2 separate regions of the Homo sapiens genome follow, and region 2 is linked to region 1. A link is an interaction called in ENCODE POLR2A ChIA-PET data of the cell type or tissue named here. Cell type or tissue: HepG2. All regions are shown on one strand. Links, peaks and the distances in the headings refer to the core of each region. The heading gives the core; the rest is flanking DNA.

Region 1 (10,640 bases), core at 1,168-9,167:
GCTGGGGACCCTGCAGGAAGACCGGGATCGCACAGCTCACACCGCTGGCCAGTCTCCAGCACAAGAGTGTTCAGCCACCGTGCCGCCACCTCCTTTTCCTTTTCACGGGTTCTCCTGCTTGACTTCTCTTATTTTTACATTTGTCCTGTTTTTAAAGAGGACGTTTTACAGACTTGATCTAGAACCATTGTCTTGGAGTTTCAGGCGGTACCCAAGAGAAGGCTGCCTTTTGCTGCAGTGACAGGTTCCAAGAAGCCCGAGGGCTCAGAGCTGAATGATGAAGCGCAGTCCCCAAAGTGCCTGGCCACCCCTCCCTCCCTGGATCACTGCTGCCTGGGCTTGATTGATTGATTGATTGATTGATTGATTGATTTTGAGAGAGATTCTCACTGTCACCCAGGCTGGAGTACAGTGGTGCGATCTCGGCTCACTGCAGCCTCTGCCTCCCGGGTTCAAGCAATTCTCCTGCCTCAGCCTCCCAAGTAGCTGGGACTACAGGCACGCGCCACCACACCCAGCTAATTTTTGTATTTTTAGTAGAGACGGGGTTTCACCATGTTGGCCAGGATGGTCTTGATCTCCTGACCTCATGATCCACCCGCCCCGGCCTCCCAAAGTGCTGGGATTACAGGCATGAGCCGCCGCGCCCAGCCATGGACATTTTTTTTTAATCCCCTGCCCTTTTTCTTTGTGGCATAATTCATTGCAGGTTCTCTTCTATACAGATACATGGAAAACACATTTTCTTAAGCTGAGTTTTTATTTATTTTATACCCAGCCACCTCATGACAGCTTTTACCCTGTTACAGAGCAAAGTGGGCACTGCCCAGATCGAACTTTTAATATCAGGGATGCTCCCAGGCCCCTAGCAGTGGGTGAGGGATTCATCATTTTAAACAGTATTCCACTTGGACCAAAAGCAAAATTCTTTCTTAAATATGATATAGTATTAGTTACCTCAAAGATCACACAGGAAACAGCCTCGTGTCCACGTGACTGATTTTCTCTGCACTGAGGCAGAGCTCTCGTGGGGTGATGCTTTCCCTTCACTCAGGTACCTACACAGGATGCGTGAAAGCCCGGGCAGCACACTCAGAAACAGCTCGGGGCCTTAGGGACTTAAAATGGGAGGACAGAATGGCAGGTTTCACTCTTTATTTAGATAAGAAATCCCAGGAAGCAGATTCCTGGGCCCCACCGCAGGCGGTCCACACCTTCAGAAACGCGGCGTTCGCAGCGCGCAGGGCCCAGCAGAGCTGAGCTCATCCTAGATCACGCCACAGTTAGTGGTACCTGGGAACTGGAGCATGGTTTTCTGTACGCACAGTGTCTGCACCCATCACCTGCCTCCCTCTGTGTTTCTTCTCCCTGCCTCCAGCACGTTATTTTTAAGCGTGTCTCTTACACATCTGTAGCCTGTGCATCTTAGGACGCACTGACTCACAGCAGTGTTATAAATGGCTTTTGGAATCCACCCTGCCTACAGTATCCCATATTTTCATCAGGTTTCAGAAATTACTCCACTACTTGAATCTTCTAGATTCTATGCTTTTTCGAAACTGTTATATTGTGACTGTGCTGTTTTTACTGGAACTATAGTTACTTGATACTGTCACTGACATAGGAATCATCAGGAGAGATTATATTTTTTTCTGGCTAACCAGAAAAGTTTGTTTTTCCTGTGAAATTTTTTTTTTTTGAAGGCAATAGGTGTTTAAGATGTTTTTTTTTTTTCTTTCAGGGATTCACAGAACTACTTCCTATTGATTTGATTAAAATTTTTGATGAAAATGAGCTGGAGGTTTGTATTATAAACATTATTTTATGTAAAGTGGATTTTTTAAAGTATCTCTCATTACTTTACAAGTAATATTTTAATATTCTTGGATCCATAATGTCCTAGAGAGTAACTTTAGATGAATTATATTACATGTCTCTTATAGGGCTTATTTGCCAATGTGGTTCTATTACATGTCTCTTATGGGGCTTGTTTGCCAATGTAGGAGTAAGGAACAGCAAAAATAATCAGCTGTAGTTGCCTTGTCCATCAGAGGGCAGTTCTGGAACATGCCTAGTAAGTAGAGGCCACTGAGCAGAGCTGGGATCATGGCCCTATGCACCAGGCGAGGCAAATTGCCACAACAAGTAGAAACAAGGTTTGCAGTAGCCCTCTGGACAGCAGAAACCTGCTTACACTACCAGACTGGCCAAGTATCCTCTGCTGCATCCCCATCCACCCCCACCGTGGCAGCCAAATGGGGGTCTTGGCCACAAGGTGGCCGTAAGCATCTACTTGGGCCTGTAGAACGACGTCTCATTGAACTTGAAGTGGTTTATGTTGAGTGAGGAAAAATGTCAGAAGGCAACAGGGTTGTAGCAAAAGGTAGTTTAGTGATTGTCTAGTTCAGCTTCTTGGTGTTGACATAGTTGAGTAACAGCCATTTTAAAAACAAAGGAATATCTCGCCCTTTGTTGTGTCGAGAGAAACAGGGGAAAGACTGTCTGTTGAGAAGCCGTTGGTGGGACTCGGCCATTTGCCCCGTCCATAGCCAGTGAGTGTTTCCCATACACTGGCCTTCTATACTTTTATCTCAAAACAGAAAGTTCAAGATCGATGATGTCTATAGAAATCATATACCTCAAGCCTTTCCTCTGATAGGTGGGAAACTGAGGCAGAGAGCAGCTGGGTTTACCCAGCAAGGTTTTGGCACGGTCAGGCCTAGGAACTTTATTTCCAGGCTTCTGGCTTAGTTCTGTTTCCATTTCATTCTGGTACCTTTGCATAAATATCTTCCATTTGTCCACAGGAAACCTCCCCTGATGGAGAGTTGCATAATAGGAACGGCAAACCTTAGACTAAATGCTAAGTCGAAGACCCAGTTGTGCCTTAGCGTATGTCTGCCATTCTTAGGCCTCTGGGCAGATGAGGTGATTTGTCATCACTGGAATTGATCAACCTGGAGGAGAGTCATAAGCACTAATTCTTTTGTGGGTAGGGAGATGCTTTTAGATATTCAGAGGAATAACCTCTCAGGAGGAGAAGCAGCCAGGGTAATGCACAGATGCTGCTGGAGCGTGAGAGAATCCACAGGTCCCATGCGTAAGACTAGAGGGGTAGGGAGGACGACTGTGGCATTTTTATATCCGATACGACATGCCGTGGCTTGCGCAAGGTTCGAATTGAGCTGCCCTCGTGACTGCTGCCTCTGTGATCTGCTATGGCAGGTGGAGCCTGGAACAGGTGTCTGCCTTCCTCTGTTGTTATGATTTGCTAGCTTACCTTCGCGGCACAGTGACCACATGCTGGCACTGAGGGTGGTCATTTCTCAGTGTGTGATCTCGCACCTTTCACATCCTGCTTTTACATCTGGTAAATTTTCTTCCTAGTTGCTCATGTGCGGCCTCGGTGATGTGGATGTGAATGACTGGAGACAGCATTCTATTTACAAGAACGGCTACTGCCCAAACCACCCCGTCATTCAGTGGTTCTGGAAGGTAACTCCGGGGCCCAGCCCCAGCCGGTGTCCTCCACCTGAGGCAGGATTGAGGGCTGTGTGGCGCCCTCCATTGTGGTCTGACTTCAGGACTGATGCTGGCTTTGGGGTCTGTTAGAGCTTGGACTGCTGGGGGAGGGAAGAGGCAAACTGAGCCAGCAGCCCCGTGGTGGCTCCTCTGTAACTGTAGCAGACAGCTAGACTTGAATGAAGTTGGTCCCTACAAAAGCACACTGGCCTTCCTTGACCACCTCGTGAAAGTGACTTTTATTTGAGGGACTGGTCCTCCAATGCGTAAATAGAAATGGGGGGCTTCTCAGGGCAGAAACAGGCTTCAGGGATGGCTTTGCAAGATGCCACTTTCTGTTAAGAAGTCGTTTTCTCAATTTTTAAAATATATTCCAACAAATATTTTGATCTGTGTATCTTTCAACCAAAGATAACACAACATTTGATTTATTATCTTAGGGCCACTGTTTGTATCCTGTTCAGCTTAGGAGGGAAGTAAAATAGGAATGGGTTAGTCCAAAGGAGATATAGTAAACAAACTTAAAAAAAAAAAAACAGTTATCCCCCAAAAAGGCTGATTATTTACTTCACCCCAAAAAGGAATCATTTAACTTTTTCAAATTTATTTTTATTTATTTATTTATTTATTTTAAAGATGGGGTCTCACTGTGTTGCCCAGGCTGGATTCAAATTCTTGGGCTTAAGCAATCCTCCTACCTCGGCCCCTCAAAGTGCTGGGATTACAGGCATGAGCCACCATGCCCGGCCTTTTTCACATTTCTAAATGCCTTTTATTACTATTTCAAATGCCAGCAGGAATACAGAGATAAAAAAGCAAAATCTTCAAAGCCTAGTCCAGGTCTCACTTGGCTTGTTTTAGATGTTTGCCTACAGCAGTCCAAGTGGCATTACCAGTAAAGCCACCTGGATTCCCATAATAATGCAGATATGTAAGATACACAGATTATTTTAGAACCCCATCTTTGCCTTTGTTGTTTTGTTTTTGTTTTGTTTTGTTTTGTTTCATTTTATAAAATGATGTCTTCTAGGGAACGTGTCTACAATCTGAAATCCCATCTCATAACCTGGCTTCCCCTTGTGATGACAAATCTTAAATACTGTATATTTATAATTGGCTTAGGGGGAACTGGTAAGCCTCGAACACAGAAACATGAGCTTGGTGCCATCAGAGAGTTTGCTTTTTATATCATTTATTTTGGCCTATTGGCAGAAGAAGAAAGAGACGGACATTGTGATCACTCAGTCTCTTAGATTAGAGAGGCCAGCTAGTATTGTGGCCATAAAAAACCTACTCAGTTTTCAGAGTCAACTGTCTAGGTCTTACATTGCAATATAAATAAGATTAAGTTCTGCCTGCCTGCATGACAGCAGCATGTGCCATGGGTCACGTGGGGGGTATAATGACCTTCTGCCTCTGTTCATAGGCTGTGCTACTCATGGACGCCGAAAAGCGTATCCGGTTACTGCAGTTTGTCACAGGGACATCGCGAGTACCTATGAATGGATTTGCCGAACTTTATGGTGAGCAGGATACCATTGGATTCAGTTGTCCTCCTGGGAATTTCCAGCCAGGCATGAACTCTGGCCCAAGAACCCTGCCGCCAGGCCTCTGCAGAAGGCTAAGTTTCAGGACAGTGTGCCATGCATAGGTTCCATGAAAGTTCAATGAAAGTACTGTTATCTATACTTTATATAGATAACATGGTGCTTCTACTTCGAGGGATTGGGGGGCAGTTTGTGAAGAGGTCCATAAGGCTGCTCTTTTTTTTTTTTCCTAGTTTAGTTTTTTAGTAAATCGTTAAAAACTAGGTTTTGTAGGGTCATTTATATGGTCGTAAACTGAGGTATAAAGTCACCTCCAGTAGGCAGAATTTTTCAGTGTTTACCATAGATTTAAAAATCACTCTGTACTTTGCATACTGAAAGTCACATTTCATTCACCCTCCCACCCACAAAACTAGTTTGAAGTTTAAATTTCCAGGGCCCAGCTGAGAGGCTGTAGCTGCCTGCCTTTCCACGTAACTGTTGTGTTTGTTAATCTTGGTGCAGTTCCATTCTGGAGACTAAGCAGAGTCTTTCTGTGAGGTTGTGCAGACCTCTGGCTTCCCTCAACATTAAATATCAATGTTGCAGCAGAAGAGAGTGTCTTGGGCCTCACCCCTGGGGGCAAACCCTGCCCTGACAGTAGCTGGACTGCAGACCACACCATAGCTTCATTCTTCTGCCCCAAGCAATCTTAACATTTCTTTTTCTTTTCTTGTCTAGGTTCCAATGGTCCTCAGCTGTTTACAATAGAGCAATGGGGCAGTCCTGAGAAACTGCCCAGAGCTCACACATGGTGAGTGACAAAAACACATGCATGTCAATGCAATATCTGAACTGCTTAGCTGGGTATGGTGCTGGGCTCAAGGCTATTGAATGCTCTGTTTCCTGTCTGTAAGTAGCTTAGAGAATTAAAGGACAGTGATGTGGATGAAAATAGAAATTGTACAGTAGTGCTAATAAGACATAATGCACTCAGTATGTTTGGCACATAAAGGGCTCAGGCCTCCCTGCTGTGGGGAATTTCTCCTCTGAGCCCAGTCCTTCCCTCATTATTCTAGGTAGTGGAGCTTTCACTGTTCAGCATACATAGATAAGGCAGCTCTCAACCTGTATAATAAACACGTTGGGTTTTTACTCCAACCTTAAATTGGTTGAGAAGTTAGGACAAAATACCCTGTAGAAACATCCTTTTTCAAAGGCCTTCTATGCCCATGAATAACCTGTAATTCCCTGGAATTGAGCAGTAACATGACTGTGGTCGGAGGAGGGTAAGAGGGCTGACACGTGGCCAGGGATGCCCAAGCGTGGAGCGTGGCTGCCCTCAGAAGGCCCTCTCAGGAGGCACAGTGACGCAGAAGGGTCCCAGTTGTTTTCTGAACAGTTGCATGAAACCCAGCACAAATGCAGACTGGATGGGATCAGTTTCTTGAAGCCGGGTTCAGGGAGCTCTTGCTAACTCAAACTCCCATGTCCCTCGTGTTGGTTTTTCTGCAAAGGCCTTTATTTCTTGCTCCTGAGGAAGCAGCAGAAGTGGGCCTTCTGGAAAACGGTGAGCAGCGTAGCCCTGTGTTTCTCATGCAGCGGGGGCTGCAAAGCCTGCTCTGGCCATAGTGAGCTAACATAAGCAACCAAACACTCCCTGCAGGAAACGCCCTCCCTTACACTAGAAGTGCTGGCCAGGAGAGAATTCTCATGAACATGTGTTTGCGAAAAATTGGCTGTGAAAGGTTTTTCACTTCTGTCGGATTCCCTTGCCTCACCAGAAAGGTGTTTTTTTTTTCTATTCGTACCATTCACGTGACTCTCCAGATGGAAACAATGTGGTCATTGCCTGTCAGAGCCTTGAAAGCAAGCTGACTCCAGCCTAAAATTCATGAATATTCAGAGCAGTCATTGTCCGTGGTTCTCTGGCTTTATTCTAAGGGAAGAATGTTTGAGTAGTTCAGAGCTTTTATCCAAATGGTGTCCAAGTCATATGTGGTTTTCTGGGTTCTACTGGCCTCCATATGAAGGCACCAGCGTTGAGCCAAGCCCCAGGACTGTGGGTGGTGATGCGAAACTCAAGCTCATAATACTAACCAGGATGAAGATTAGGAAAAGCGAAATTATTGGGCACAGTCATCATCTGTGGTCAGGCACTGCTTAATCTTTATGGCAGCCTTATGAGATATGTTATTCCCTTGGGCTGTCAGAAGGCTGGCCCAGGGCTCACCAGAGTCACAGATTCCCAGATCACAGGATTTGAACTCAGAGCTACCAGAATTAGAGCCTGCACCCTTTACCACTACACCAGATACACTGCCTCTGTTGATATACCCACTTTCTTTTTAGACTTTTCCAAGGAAACCAAATTAGTGAACCAATTTCATGTTCATTCAGCCCATGTTTCTCTGTGACTTCAGGGACACATATCTTACTATTGAACTGTCTTTTTTATTTCGGAGCCCACATGATTCTGCCACAAGTAGAACTTCCCAGATAAGACCTCTGAACTCAGTGGTTCTCAACCTCAGCTGCATGTTGGAACCATCTAGAGAGCCTTAAAGAAATCACTGATGCCTGGAATTTGGACTTCATTGGTCTGGTGTGTGACCCAGGCAGTGGGATTTTCAAAGCTCCCCAGATGATTTTTATAGGCTGGCAGGGTTGAAAATTCACAGCTCTTCCCTAGGAAGGGCAAAGATCCACCTACAGGAAGGGAACAACCCAGCTGGCTCTTACCAGAACTTATTTTCCTCTTTATGTGTCACGGAAATAAAGCAACTGTGTAGTTTTCCTAATGATGTTCTCCCCAGACTAACTTGACCCGGATGGAGAGGACTGGCAGTTGCAAGCAACACTGGCTAGCATGAGTGGGACTGTTCTGCTGTTTCTTCTAAATGGCTTTCCTCCCTACCTGACCCTGACTGTATTTTGACATAGGAAACAGAAACTTCACTGGCTGTTTCGTGGCAACAGTTCTGCCATAAAATTTTGCCATACATAGGTTTAATTTCTTCCACGTTTTATGATACACAATTAAAGTTCAGAATAAAAATCTGATTTCCTAGAAGAGCAGAAGCTGAAGGATCTGGTTCTCTGTGATGAGGGTACCTTTCATTAAGCTTTCCAATGGTGATTATTGAGTGTCTGACATTCAAAGGACTTCATTTCATTGTTCTATAAAAGGTCACTACTCAGACATTTAAAATTACTCTTCATTAAGAATCACAGGCCCACCTGCCCTTTTAGGTAGACTCTAAAGCAAACAAAAATCATCTCGTTCAGCCCATGCATCTTCCACGTGAGGACGCTGAAGCCCTGTGAGGACAATGAGCTCCTTAAAGTCACCCAGCTCATTAGTGCAGAGCAAAGCCAGGTCCGTGTGTCCTGACCTCTGAAATGATAGGAACTCACACTCACCAAGCACTCTGTTCATTCCGGGGATGGTGCTCAGCACTTGATGCGATTGACTCATACCATCATCACAGTGGCCCTAAGAGGTGGGTGATGTTATGACCCACTTTTTTACAGATAACACTGGGATGCAAAGCGGTGAAGCATTAAGCAGCATGATTCAGAACCTCAGATCTTGACATCCCGTCTTTGCCTCTCTCTTCATCATGCCAGTGTTTCTCAAACCTGAATAATCTGTGCACCTTTTTTAAAGGGAAAAAATGGTCACAGATTCTCAAGAATGGGCCTGAGACCCCCATAGGGATTGCAGGCCCGGGACTGTGAAACCCCAGCTGAAAAGCCTGAAGCCACTTTCGGTGAAAGGCTCTTTTAAATGCCATCTGTAGATGTGAAGTCCTGTCTTTATTAATATGATAATAGAAAGTTAAAAGCCTGTATTAGTACTTGCTCTTTTAGGATTCCTGGGTTCCTGAGAACCCCAGTTTGAGAAGCACAGTGTTATTCTCTGTCTTTTAGTGTTTAGTGGCTGTTAGAGAATCCAAGTGGAACTCAGTGGGACTTATTCAATATTTAGTGGTTGTTAAACGGCCCTCTACGGTATGTGTTTCTTTTCTGTTGCTGTGACAACGGTTAGCTTTTAGTATATGTGCAAGTGCTGCCAAAGCGAGCACGTGAATGGTTAGCTTTTAAAACCCAAGAAGTTACTTTGCTCATTCTTGGAATCACACATCAATACCTGGAGGGGGCGGTTTTAAACACAGTTTGAGCACTCGCGGCAGAGGCAGCACAAGTGCACTTCAAGAGCTGGGCTTTGGAGCACCCCAGGGCTGTACCTGGCCCCGTGTGACCTTGGGCAAGTTACCTAACCTTGCTGTGTCTCAAGCTCCTCCTCTGTGAAATAGGGGTGAAGCATTAGCTGCCTTACAAAGTGATTGCCAGGGTTCATAACATTGAGACAAGGCTGATGGGGCATGGTGAGCACTCCATGAACATGAGCTCTTACGTCATAATGAGCTGTGGCAAGTGTGCATGCCATTTTCATGACAGATACACATCAGCAATCACCCCCCAACACATACACACACACACAGAGGTGCAGGTTCTGTGGCTAAAGGCTCTGGTCTTGAGCCCCATGTAGACATACAGTAAATGTTGAAAGGTGTTAACACTGATACCATCTCTTGAGTAATTGAGCCCTTGCTGTATGCCGGGCCCACTGATCCGATCCACTTGGCACTCATATGTGCAGTTTCCCCATGTCACAGAAGCACAGAGGCCATCCATTTGTCTGAAAACCCTCACTATTGCCAGGGCGATTTGCAGCCCCCGCCCCCACCTGAAGCCTCCAGATATGTAGGGACTTTTTCTAAATGCAACTTTACATAGCAAATGTCAATTTTGCCTGACTTTGATCAGAGGAGGTAGCTTAGCACTGGTGTTCCCGAGCCCCGGACAGCCTGGGTTCTGTTTGTGGGTCTGCCGTTTGACAAAGACTGTGACCTCAGGAACCTTGCCCTATGTCTCTGCTCCAGGAGCTCCTGTGCAGAATGGAGATAACATGACCTGCTTCATAGGGTTGTGATGAAAATGAAGTGAGTTAATAGGGAGAAAAGCACTTGGCTTGAGGCCTAGTGTGGAATAAGTAATAGTATTAGAGATAGACACAGTCTTAATTCGTGGGTAACTCCAAAAGCATCAGCTCTGTGTTCCAAGGGTTTGGAAATCTTGCCGGTTACTCCCTTCCCACCAGGATTCCTCCGAGATCTGCATCTGACTATAGCAAAGGTTTCATGGACCATTTGAAAATGTTCTTTCTCTGTAAATTACAAGAGCTTATTTAGTGTGGATGTTTCATAGCTAGAGGTTTTTGGGGTTTTTTTCTCCAGGTAATCAAAATTGTTGGTTAAGGCTTTTTTATTCTCTTACTCAAACCTCATGCCCTATTAACCAGATCGAGGAAGTGCTGTTGTGGCTTTTCACCTACACTTTTTGTTCCTTTTGCAGCTTTAATCGCCTTGACTTACCTCCATATGAAACCTTTGAAGATTTACGAGAGAAACTTCTCATGGCCGTGGAAAATGCTCAAGGATTTGAAGGGGTGGATTAAGCACCCTGTGCCTCGGGGGTGGTTGTTCTTCAAGCAAGTTCTGCTTGCACTTTTGCATTTGCCTAACA
Region 2 (10,640 bases), core at 1,511-9,510, 340 kb before region 1:
TTACTATCTAGATTATTTAAGATAATGTAAGAGAAATAAACACCACTGGTTGCAAACTGATGGCTGCTGGGCCCGATTTGACCAGGAACCCTGCTTAATGTGGTCTCTAGAGTGTTTTAAAGCTTGGAAATTTCATGAAAATGGTAAAAATCTGGCTTAATTGGGGCCACATTCTAACCTAGTTACAGTCAGTGGCTGGCATTATGTCCTTTGAGATGTGGCAGCTAGTTGTGCTATGGTTGCAGTCACCACTACTTTCTGTTGTCTTAGGGGTCTTTCTACTTGTTTACATATAATTATCCACTTCATAACAAACCTTTAAGGCTAACCTTTGGCGTGGATGCCATATTTCTTTCACTTTAGTGTGCTGTCACTTTTAAGATATGCCATTATTTCATGTACCACGAAGAAAAAATTGCTGTCAAGTTATGACATACTGTCCATCTTATGAAGCATCCTTATTTCAGAGAAGTTGAAATATGAGAAAAAGGATATTTTAGAATTGATGAATTACAGTGACTAGAAACCTGGGAAAACTCCATGCCATCAGTTTCAATATCCCCAATCATTCAGTACTTTTAAGTCAACGAGTAGTCAGATTTCTGCTTTTCTGTGTTTGAGGAAAGTGCTAGAAAAAGAGAAGTGCTCTTAAATAGGCATTAGCACAGAAGGAACTGGGGGCCTAGATCATAGCCAACTGGATGGCCGTCTGTAAGTGATTAAGAATAGTTGTTAGTTTTTAAAAAGTGGCCTGTGTGTATTTTCAAGAGATTACTTGGGAAACCCTATGTGCCATCTTTGCAGCTGTGCAAAACGGTGAGGACAAGATTGCTTTCAAAAATTGTGGTTTAGATTTTGCTTGGATCTCAAGGTGAATGCTGACAGGCCGTTTTCTGAAGAGAGAGAAGGCTTGCCCAGTCATGCCAAGTCCAAGTGCCTGTGTCGGGCCTAGATGCTGGATGGTAGACTGTATACCCAGGACATATAGGTAATGTTTGAGAAACAAATGTTAAAAGGACCTAGTTTTCATGGTGACATTTAAAATCAGTTTTTAAAATTCATGAATATAACATGTTGTTTTAAAATTTGATTATAGGGACCGGGTGCAGTGATCACTCCTGTAATCCTAGCATTTTGGGAGGCCGAGGCAGGAGAATCACTTGAGTTCAGGAGTTTGAGGCCAGGCTGGGCAACGTGGTGAAACCCCGTCTCTACAAAAAATAGAAAAGTTAGCCAAACATGGCGGCACGTGCCTGTAGTCCCAGCTACTTGGGAGGCTGAGGTGGAAGGATCACTTAAACCTGGAGGCAGAGGTTGCAGTGAGCCAAGATCATGCCACTGCACTCTAGCCTGGGCGACAGAGTGAGACCCTGTCTCCAAAAAAAAAAAAAAAAAAAAAAAGACTAATGAATAGAATTTATTTTCTTCAATGATGTAGTGTCTGTGGAATTTGTAGACATTGACATTTGAATTTTCATTATATTTAGTTTTATTAAATCAGAATGTTATGATTGTTTATTTCATTATTGAACATCAGTTTCCTTAATTTAAGGAATAAAAATAATTTTGCTCAGGCCAGACATAGTGGCTCACATCTGTAATCCCAGCACGTTGGAGGCCAAGGCTGGTGGATCACTTGAGGTCAGGAGTTTGAGACCAGCCCAGCCAACATGGTGAAACCCTGTCTCTACAAAATAAATAAATAAATAAATGAAAAAAAAATCAGCTGGGTGTGGTGGTGGACACCTGTAATCCCAGCTACTCTGGAGGCTGAGGCAGGAGAATAGCTTGAACCCTGAAGGCAGAGATTGCAGTGAGCCGAGATCGCACCACTGCACTCCAGACTGGGTGACAGAGTGAGACTCTGTCACAATAATAACAGGCTGGGGCAGTGGCTCATGCCCGTAATCCCAGCACTTTGGGAGGCCGAGGCTGGAGGATCACCTGAGGTCAGGAGTTTGAGACCAGCCTGGCCAACATGGTGAAACTCCGTCTTTACTAAAAATACAAAAATTAGCTGGGCTTGGTGGCAGGCAACTGTAATCCCAGTTACTCGGGAGGCTGAGGCAGGAGAATTGCTTGAACCTGGGAGGCAGAGGTTGCAGTGAGACAAGTTCGGGCCATTGTGCTCCAGCCTGGGCAACAAGAGCAAAACTAAAAATAAAAAATAAAAAAAGAATAGTAATAGTTTTGCTTAAAGGGTGAGGACAGTGACAAATGGTGATCCTCAGATGACTGTAGTTTCTTTACCATTACAGAATGCAATTCAAATGAAAACCATTGCATGGTACTCAGGCATTTCTTCAATGCAGTGTGTGCCCACATCACCAGGAAGCTTACTTGGGAAAGTTTGTTTTGGGATTCTGGAGTACCTCAATATATCTGGTATATTTTCCCAAGAAAAGTGAATAATCTTGGGGGGCCGAGGTGGACAGATTGCTTGAGCCCAGGAGTTTGACACCAGCCTGGGCAATGTGGTGAAACCCCACCTCTACAAAAAATACAAAAACTTAGTTGCGTGTTGTGGCACGCACCTGTGGTCCTGGCTGCTGGGGAGGCTGAGGTGGGAGGATGGCTTGAGCCTGGGAGGTTGAGGCTGCAGTGAGCCATGATCATGCCACTGCACTCCAGCCTGGGTGACAGAGCAAGACACTGTCTCAGAAAACAAAGGCAAACAAACAAAGATCACCCCAAAGAAGAACTCCCAACATATTAAAAGTCATTGAGTTTTGTACCCTTCAAATGGATGAATTGTGTTGTGTATGAATTACATCTGAATAAAACTGTTTAAAAATATTAAGAATGATTGAGTGTGACATTATTGCAGCAGTACATTGGAGTTTCTGCTAAATTACTTTTGCATTCATTTCAAAAGGAAGCAACTATGCCCATTGCTAATTTAATAACCTGTTTGCTTGTGCGGTGTTTAAAATGGCATCATGAAAACATGGCAATGTGTGATAGATTAAGAGCCAATTAAATTTTTTATTTTGAGTTACAAGATCTGCATTAAACAGATTTTATTGTTGCCCTTGAATTTCCAGTCTTAGATGAGTAGCAGCAGTGAAAAAAAGAGATCCTAACTTAAGAGTTTTCAAGCTTTTTGATGTTGCAGGTATTTGAATAAGTGGGTCTGTCTTACTGAAATATTTGTTAATTAGCGATAAAGCAAACTATATGTTGATCTTTTGGTAGTCCATGCTAAGGAGGATTAGAATAATATATAAATAATATAATGGTAATAAGTATCAGGGCAGGAGGATTAAAGAAGGGTGGAAGAAGTGTGACAAAATGTTACTTTCTGTTTTTACATTGTTTCTCTTCCAGGTCACAACTGTATTTCAAATGTATTTCATTTTCAGACTATAGGTGGCAATGTTTGTGCTGTTCACTGTTTAATGTTACTGTTGGCTCGGGTGTTGCTTGTTGCTGGAATATGGAAATGATAGCATAATTTAGAGTTGAGAATAAAAAAAACTAGATTTAGAAAACTAGAAACTAGATTTAGATTTAGTAGAGACTTTCTAAATAGTCCTAGTTCTGCTGTGTGGACCCTTCTGTAACTTTCTGTTACTCTGAGAAGGAGCTGATAATTATCACAACTACTGGTGTTTGATTAGCAGAGACATTCTTGATTCCTGATGCAAGACCGTGGCTGAAGTTGTAGCAGGGCGTTTGGTGGTTGGCGATGTAAAGATCTGGGCCTCTTGTTTCATGAATAATAGAATCTCACTATGATTGTAATATTTTGTTTTGAACTGGAGTGCTGATTATTGTAATCCCTTTAGGTGAGAAAAGCCTTATTATATAAGTGTATCTGGGGTAACTAGCTTAAATTTGACACTCCAGTCAACTTTTTGTCCCTGACTTCAGTCCTGCATTGATTCAAAACGCACCAAGTTAAATGTCAAGGCTCTCAGATTCCCTTGCTGTCATCAAATTCAGTGTTTGGTGACTTCTTGGCAGGCAGACATCTACCAAGAGATTTTGTATTCTTTTTATACCTCCTATTCACCAAAAGAAAAGGGCCATTCAAAAGTGAGTTTTTCTTTTTTTTTTTTTTTAAGTTTAAAAAGCTATGATGTGGCCACCCATGGTGGCTCATGCCTATAATCCTAGCACTTTGGGAGGCCAGGGCAGGCAGATCACTTCAGGCCAGGAGTTCAAGACCAGCCTGACCAACATGGCAAAACCCCGTTTCTACTAAAAATACAAAAATTAGCTGGGCGTCGTGGCGTGCCCCTGTAATCCCAGCTACTTGGGAGGCTGAAGCAGGAGAATCGCTTGAACCTGGGAGATGGAGGTTGTGGTGAGCTGAGATTGCAACTCTGCACTCCACCCTGGGTGACAGAGTGAGACTTTGTCTCAAAAAAAAGCTGTGATGTGAAACCTGTTCTGTGAAGGTGGAACTTGGAAAGGCTTGTAAGGATGGTGGTCCCATGAAGAGGATGAACAAACCAAGGGAACTGTCCTCTTGCTGGTTTGGGTGATGTCCCATCACCTGTCACTTTGTTTGTTTGGGCTGCAGTGGACCAATGGTTTCCCAGGCACACTGAAGTGACATGTAGATGGATTGCTTGAGTGGCTCCGGCATGTTTCCATCTCCTGTCTACCAGGCAGAGACCGTGTTCCCTGTTTTGAGGGGATCCAGAAGTGCAGTGACAAGGGCCTGATTTGCATCTCCAGCTCCTGGTCTTGCCTGTGTTAACAATTTTTTTTTTTTCTTTCCAGATGGAGTCTCACTCTGTCGCCCAGGCTGGAGTGCAGTGGTGCAATCTCGGCTCACTGCAAGCTCTGCCTCCCGGGTTCACGCCATTCGCCTGCCTCAGCCTCCCAAGTAGCTGGGACTACAGGTGCCCACCACCACGCCCGGCTAATTTTTTTGTATTTTTAGTAGAGACGGGGTTTCACCATGTTAGGCAGGATGGTCTCGAACTCCTGACCTTGTGATCCACCTGCCTCGGCCTCCCAAAGTGCTGGGATTACAGGCATGAGCCACCGTGCCCGGCCAACAATTTTTACATTCTAATTAATTTCCAGTTTCCAACCTGACTCAAGGTTTAGCTCTTCGTCTCTTGGGTGCAGTTTTGGATCATGTCTTATAATGTATATTTAAAAGTGTGTTGTAAAGCTGGAATTCCCATTGTGGGTAAATGCTGAGATTGTTGTAATACTGAGAAGTGCACTTGGGAACCATGGCCAACACTGCCCTAGCTGACCGGAGGTTGCACTGAGTTGTCCCCTTTGAACATCTGTTATGAATGAATGTTGGAAAATGCAAAGCCAATCATTTCTTTTACCTGACCTATGTGATGTTAAGTTTTAGTTTTATGTTTTGGCAAGTGAGTGTTGGATGTCACTAATGTGAGGAGGCCGGTGAGGGCAGACTTTGGGTCAGAGGTAATGTAGGAGATGAAGACCCTTTCTATTAATTTTTCTTGTTTAATTGAAGATGTTCGTGTTGAATGGGTTTTATTTACATGTATAAGTTCTTTTTTTCTTAATGCTGGAAGTTACTTTGGTTTTTCAGAAAATGCAAGTAACCCTAATCTATTTAGAGAATTACTTTGCTTAGTAAGCACTCAGTACTATTTAGTAATGGGGAAAAAATGTGTTTGTGTCCCACAGCGTGACAGGCTCCACAAACTTACTTACGAATCTCCTAACTACCCTGAGAACCTGAAGAATGGGACTTTGTGGAGAATCTTCTGCTTTCTTTGCTAGTCTCTATTTTTCCTTCTCAGTTATTAAGTGAGTTGTCTTTGGGTGTCCTCATCATGCTGACTTCATCTTGCCCAGTTTGTTTTGGGTAGAGGAAGGAGTGCAAGGTTTAAAGGAAAAGCAAAGCCTGTACAACATGGTGAGACCCCATGCCTGTGGTCCCAGCTACTTGAGAGGCCCAGGTGGAAAGATAATTTGAGCACCGGGGTTCAGGAATGCGCTGAGTAATGATTGCACCACCGCACTCGAGTCTGGGCAACAGAATGAGACCTCATTTCAAAAGAAAAAGAAAAAGCAAGACTGAATCATTTCACTTTGTATTCTCCTCCTTGCTCTCATTCCTTTTGTGCTTCATGCATTGTGTGTGACAATTGGATGCAGCCGTAATTATTGTCAGTAACTTGGTTTTTAAGCTTCAGACTGTATTTCCTCCTCACTTGTTAACACCAGAAGATAAATGAATGTGGCTCTTGGATTGAACTACATCTACAGGGAGCTGAACTTCCCATGTTGACGTTGAATTCTAGAGTATGCTTATGCTGATTCTTGAGAAATTGGTATGTGCCGTGCCTTTGGAATTGATACCTTAATTTTCAGTGAATATTATTGGTATTATTATTAAAGAGAACACTTTAAGCCAGGAGTAAGAGCTTTTCCTCCTTTTGAGAAGTGAGGTACAGAAGAGTATACTGCAGCTGTGGGAGTGATGGGTGGGGTGGGGCAGTGTTGAAGAATATTTAATACCACGAAGATGTCACCAGTATAATATTAAATAGAAAAAGTAGGTTATAAGACAGTGGATCCAGTAGAATCCTATTGTGGTTAAGTGTTTATATGTAGAGAAAATGACTAGGGGCTAGGCACAGTGGCTCACGCCTGTAATCTGAACCACTTTGGGAGATAGAGGTGGGAGGATCACTTGAACCCAGGAGTTCAAGACCAGCCTGGGCAACATAGTGAGACTCTGTCTCTATAAAACAAGAAAAAAGAAAAACTAACTAGGGATATATTCCAGCATGTTAGTGGAGGTTATCTTTGAGCAAAGGGGATTATAGGTAATTTTTTATTGTCTTGTGTTTTGCTTACATGTGTTTTCTATATTTCTACAATAAACCTTTTTTTCTTAATATAAAAGTAAGTTTAAAAGTGAGTTTAAAAATCCCTGAAAGGCATGTACTTCAAGCTTCAAGTGAAAGTTATAGTACTTGTTCAGCACAAATACTGATATAGTGTTTGTTCAGTGGAACACTTATTTAGGGTCTGCCTTGTGTTTTGTGTCTAAGGATTACCAGGTCATTTTCATATTAGGAGCTCACCACTACGTTGGGAGTTGGAGAGATAGAGCAAGGACTATTTTAAGGAAAAAATGACTGGTAAATTGTATTTCTTTTTCCCCACTTGCAGTTTGCAAAATAGATGTTTCATTTCTCTCCACTGTGGACACTTAAAGTTTGAATTTCCATCCTTCTGTGCACTCCAGTTGCGTGAAAGTAATTTACATTGCTAGTAGTGGTTTGGGTTCTCTGAAATTTTTTGTGTGTGCTATGGAAATTGTCTCCTGTGATCAGACTCAAATCCATTTCTCCTTATTATTGTTTTCTTAGGTTTTGAGTTAGAGACCTTTTCATGACCGTATAAGGTGTTGAATAGGTTTAGATATCAAAGTGATAGCTATGCATAGCTATACTCACCTGTGAGCGGTCAGCTCTTCAGTGTTTCTTTCAACTGACTTGTAATATCCAGCCACTGTTGGGTGTGACCTAAAGTGTATCTCTTCCCAAACAGAAGGGAGGAGTTGACAAACACCATGTTACTTTTAATCAGAGACTTGTCCTTGTCCCCCTTCCCCCAGCCTTTTAATAATTCTGAATTCATGTTGCAGTCGATATGTGTTTAAAGTGTTGGTAGGTTTCTTGTACTCACACCATCCTCCTCCACTCCTCTCACCCCCAAAAAGTGACAGCTGACAGTTGATGGCATCTTAGAATTGTGAGGCTTGAGTTGGTCTGTCTCAATTCGTGTTTTATGGTGGCCCATAAATTGTGAAAGATAATTGATAGTTGTCATGGGAACTAGTTATGTTGTTCAGCTATGATGTCTCAATTAGGAAATGTTCACCTAGACAGTAGGGAAATGGGCCAGCTCAGGGATGTCTTCAGGAACCAGGTTCATTGTTTTTTCTGCTTTCCCTTCTACAGCCTGGCTCTTTCCAGGGCTTCTTGGTCCTAGGCTGGCTGCCACTGACAGAGCTATGCCTTTTTTTATTTTTTTACTTTTTTTCAAGACAGTCTCACTCTGTAGCCCAAGCAAGAGTGCAGTGACACCATCTTGGTTCACTGCAACCTCCACCTCCTGGGTTTAAGCGATTCTCCTGCCCCATCCTCCCGAGTAGCTGGGACTACAGGCATGTACCACCACACCCAGCTAATTTTTGTATTTTTAATGGAGATGGGGTTTCACCATGTTGGCCAGGCTGGTCTTGAGCTCCTGACCTCAAGTGATCCACCTGCCTCGGCCTACCAAAGTGCTGGGATTACAGGTGTGAGCCACCATGCCCAGCCAGAGCTATGCCCTCTTTTTTTTTTTTTTTTGTTTGTTTGTTTATAACTGTGTACTTGTAAAGGAAAGAGAACGGCCTCCTGTGCCTTAAATCTTCTGTTGTGTCTCAGGGCCCACAGAGGCTGAGATCTGTTCATCCTGCAACCAGTCACCGTGGCAAGGAGGAGATAGAATTACCTTTTTTTCTTACCTTTTGAGCCAGGGGTAAAGTCAGGCACGGTGACCCTGCATTCCACACCTTGGATAATCCATCCACCTTCAGAAATGCCCCTGGCTTCGTGAAATGCACATGCTCCCTTTCTCCAGGGAGGTGACCCGAATATGCAGCTAAGTATTGCAAGGATTTCTGGGTAATATTACACCTGAAAGGAGGTTTTTTTTTTTTTTAATTATCTGGTGATTTATGACTAAATAGGCTATGTCTCTCAAAACATTGAACCTGCAATGGGCAAGAAAGAACAGGATGACTACAATGAACCTTCTATTTGGAAAAGGGGAAAATAAGACACTCACAGTGGGGTAGCTGGCTGAACAGGAACAGCTGGGAGCGTTTGCTTTGGTCAGCCGGTCTGGCAGCTTGCCTCTGCTGAAGTCCGTCCAGGGTGAGAATCTCGCTTGGTCATTGTCCTCTGCAGCTGCACCTGGATGGGGTAGGCACTGGCAAAGCTCCTTTTCTTGGGTGCTGCTTGGCATTAGTCTGGGGCTTCAGGATTGGTTGTCTTGGGGTTGAATAGCCACAGGCTTGTTCCAGCCTTACTGAGAATGTCTTTGGCAAAACTGCTCCCAGGAAAACTCAGGCTCTGAGTTTTGTGTCTAGTCAATTCCATGGGCTGGTAATGGCAGCCAGTGATCTCACCTAGATGAGGTCTGTGGTTCTGGGAATTCCTGGGTCTTAACAGTAAGTCCCACAGCCCTGCTAATCCCCACCACATCTGCCTTGAGGCAATTTTAAAATAGCCTAGAATGAAGAGGCACACAGTTTTGGGTCTAACAGACAACAGGGGCAGTTTAACCCACTCTGCTTTTGCTCTCTGGTGTATCAAGAATGAGCAACTTCCCCACACTGGGATTGTGGGACTCTGAGTACCCACTTCCCTTCACTCAGCCATTCCAATTTCTTAAAGCAATTTTTAAAAAATGGTGGTAAGGCCGGCCGCGGTGGCTCACGCCTGTAATCCCAGCACTTTGGGAGGCTGAGGCAGGTGGATCACGAGGTCAGGAGGTAGAGACCATCCTGGCCAATATGGTGAAACCCCGTCTCTACTAAAAATACAAAAATTAGCTGGGTGTGGTGGCACGCACCTGTAATCCCAGCCTCTCGGGAGGCTGAGGCAGGAGAATCGCTTGAACCTGAGAGGCGGAGATTGCAGTGAGCCAAGATGGTGCCACTGCACTCTAGCCTGGCGACAGAGCGAGACTCCATCTCAAAAAGGTGGTAAAATACACATGACAAAATGGACTCTCTTAGCCACATTAAAGTGTATGGTTTGGTGGCATTACATGCATGCACACTGTTGGCAGCCATCACCCCTGTCTAGCCATGGAACTCTTTCATCTTGCAAAACTGGAAATGCCTTACTCGTGAACCAGTACCTCCCCATTCCCAGCCATTCCAGTTTCTTGTAGCGCATCTTCTCTTTGATACAAAATCTTTGATAGGGTTTTGATTGCAGGCAACAGCAATTGAATCTGATGAATTCAACAGAGAAAGAATTAACTGAAGGAATTTGGGGTAGCACTGGAGTACTTGTCACACTGGAGAGACAGGCCTGGACAGGGGTCAGGGACCAATGAAGCCTGGGCATCCAGAATCACAGCTGTTAGTGTGTTTTATTATTTAAGAGTGAGCTCAGAGGTCACTGTTCAAAGCTGGGCACTCTGTCTCCAACTATCCCTCTTCACATCCCAGACTCAATAGCACCTTTCTGCATAGTTACTTCTACTGAATACTTCACTGACAGCAATGAAGGATTGTTGGTTTATGTGTCTGTCTCGTATAGATTAGGCACCTCTTCAGAGCCACAGCCACATCCCAATGATTTATCTCCAGTCCCAAGCACCGAATCAGACCCCTTGACCGTTTACTCCATTCAAGTGATGATCTCAGGTTAGATAATCATGAGGTCAGTTGGTCAAAGCAAAAACATCTTTTTAAATGTCTTTTTGAATTCTAATTTGTTTATGCAATATAGATTACTCCTCCTATTTTCTTCTTCTTTCTTTTTTTTCCTTAAGAGATGGGATCTCAGTATGTTGGCCAGGCTGGCCTCTAACTCCTGGGCTCAGCGGTTTCTCCCACCTTGGTTTCCTAAAGTTCAGGGATGACACGTGTGAGCCACCGTGCTCAGCCCCTCCTCCTA

Evidence for each region. Peaks named below come from ENCODE experiments on the same cell type or tissue, not always from the same donor. Only the 100,000 strongest peaks of a DNase experiment are listed, where the experiment ranks them.
Region 2: POLR2A ChIA-PET joins it to region 1 with 44 read pairs; 3 of 35 experiments call an interaction of 5 or more read pairs at or near these places.

What each region holds. Positions count from the first base shown.
Region 1 is chr18:58,385,698-58,396,337 of GRCh38, forward strand. It overlaps NEDD4L (NEDD4 like E3 ubiquitin protein ligase), which reads left to right. Exons shown (of 31, transcript NM_001144967.3): 27 at 1,742-1,801; 28 at 3,388-3,495; 29 at 4,949-5,045; 30 at 5,790-5,862; 31 at 10,470-10,640. The coding sequence ends at 10,572. Among named protein-coding and RNA genes, the nearest start is that of MIR122HG, 55 kb to the right of the region's middle. RefSeq lists an enhancer at 6,462-6,961. In HepG2, for the core only: no CTCF peak of the experiment used is centred there; no DNase peak of the experiment used is centred there.
Region 2 is chr18:58,048,599-58,059,238 of GRCh38, forward strand. All of the region lies in intron 1 of NEDD4L (NEDD4 like E3 ubiquitin protein ligase), which reads left to right. Among named protein-coding and RNA genes, the nearest start is that of NEDD4L, 9.7 kb to the left of the region's middle. In HepG2, for the core only: a CTCF peak has its summit at 3,406; a DNase peak (open chromatin) is centred at 5,933; H3K4me3 peaks cover 1,522 bases.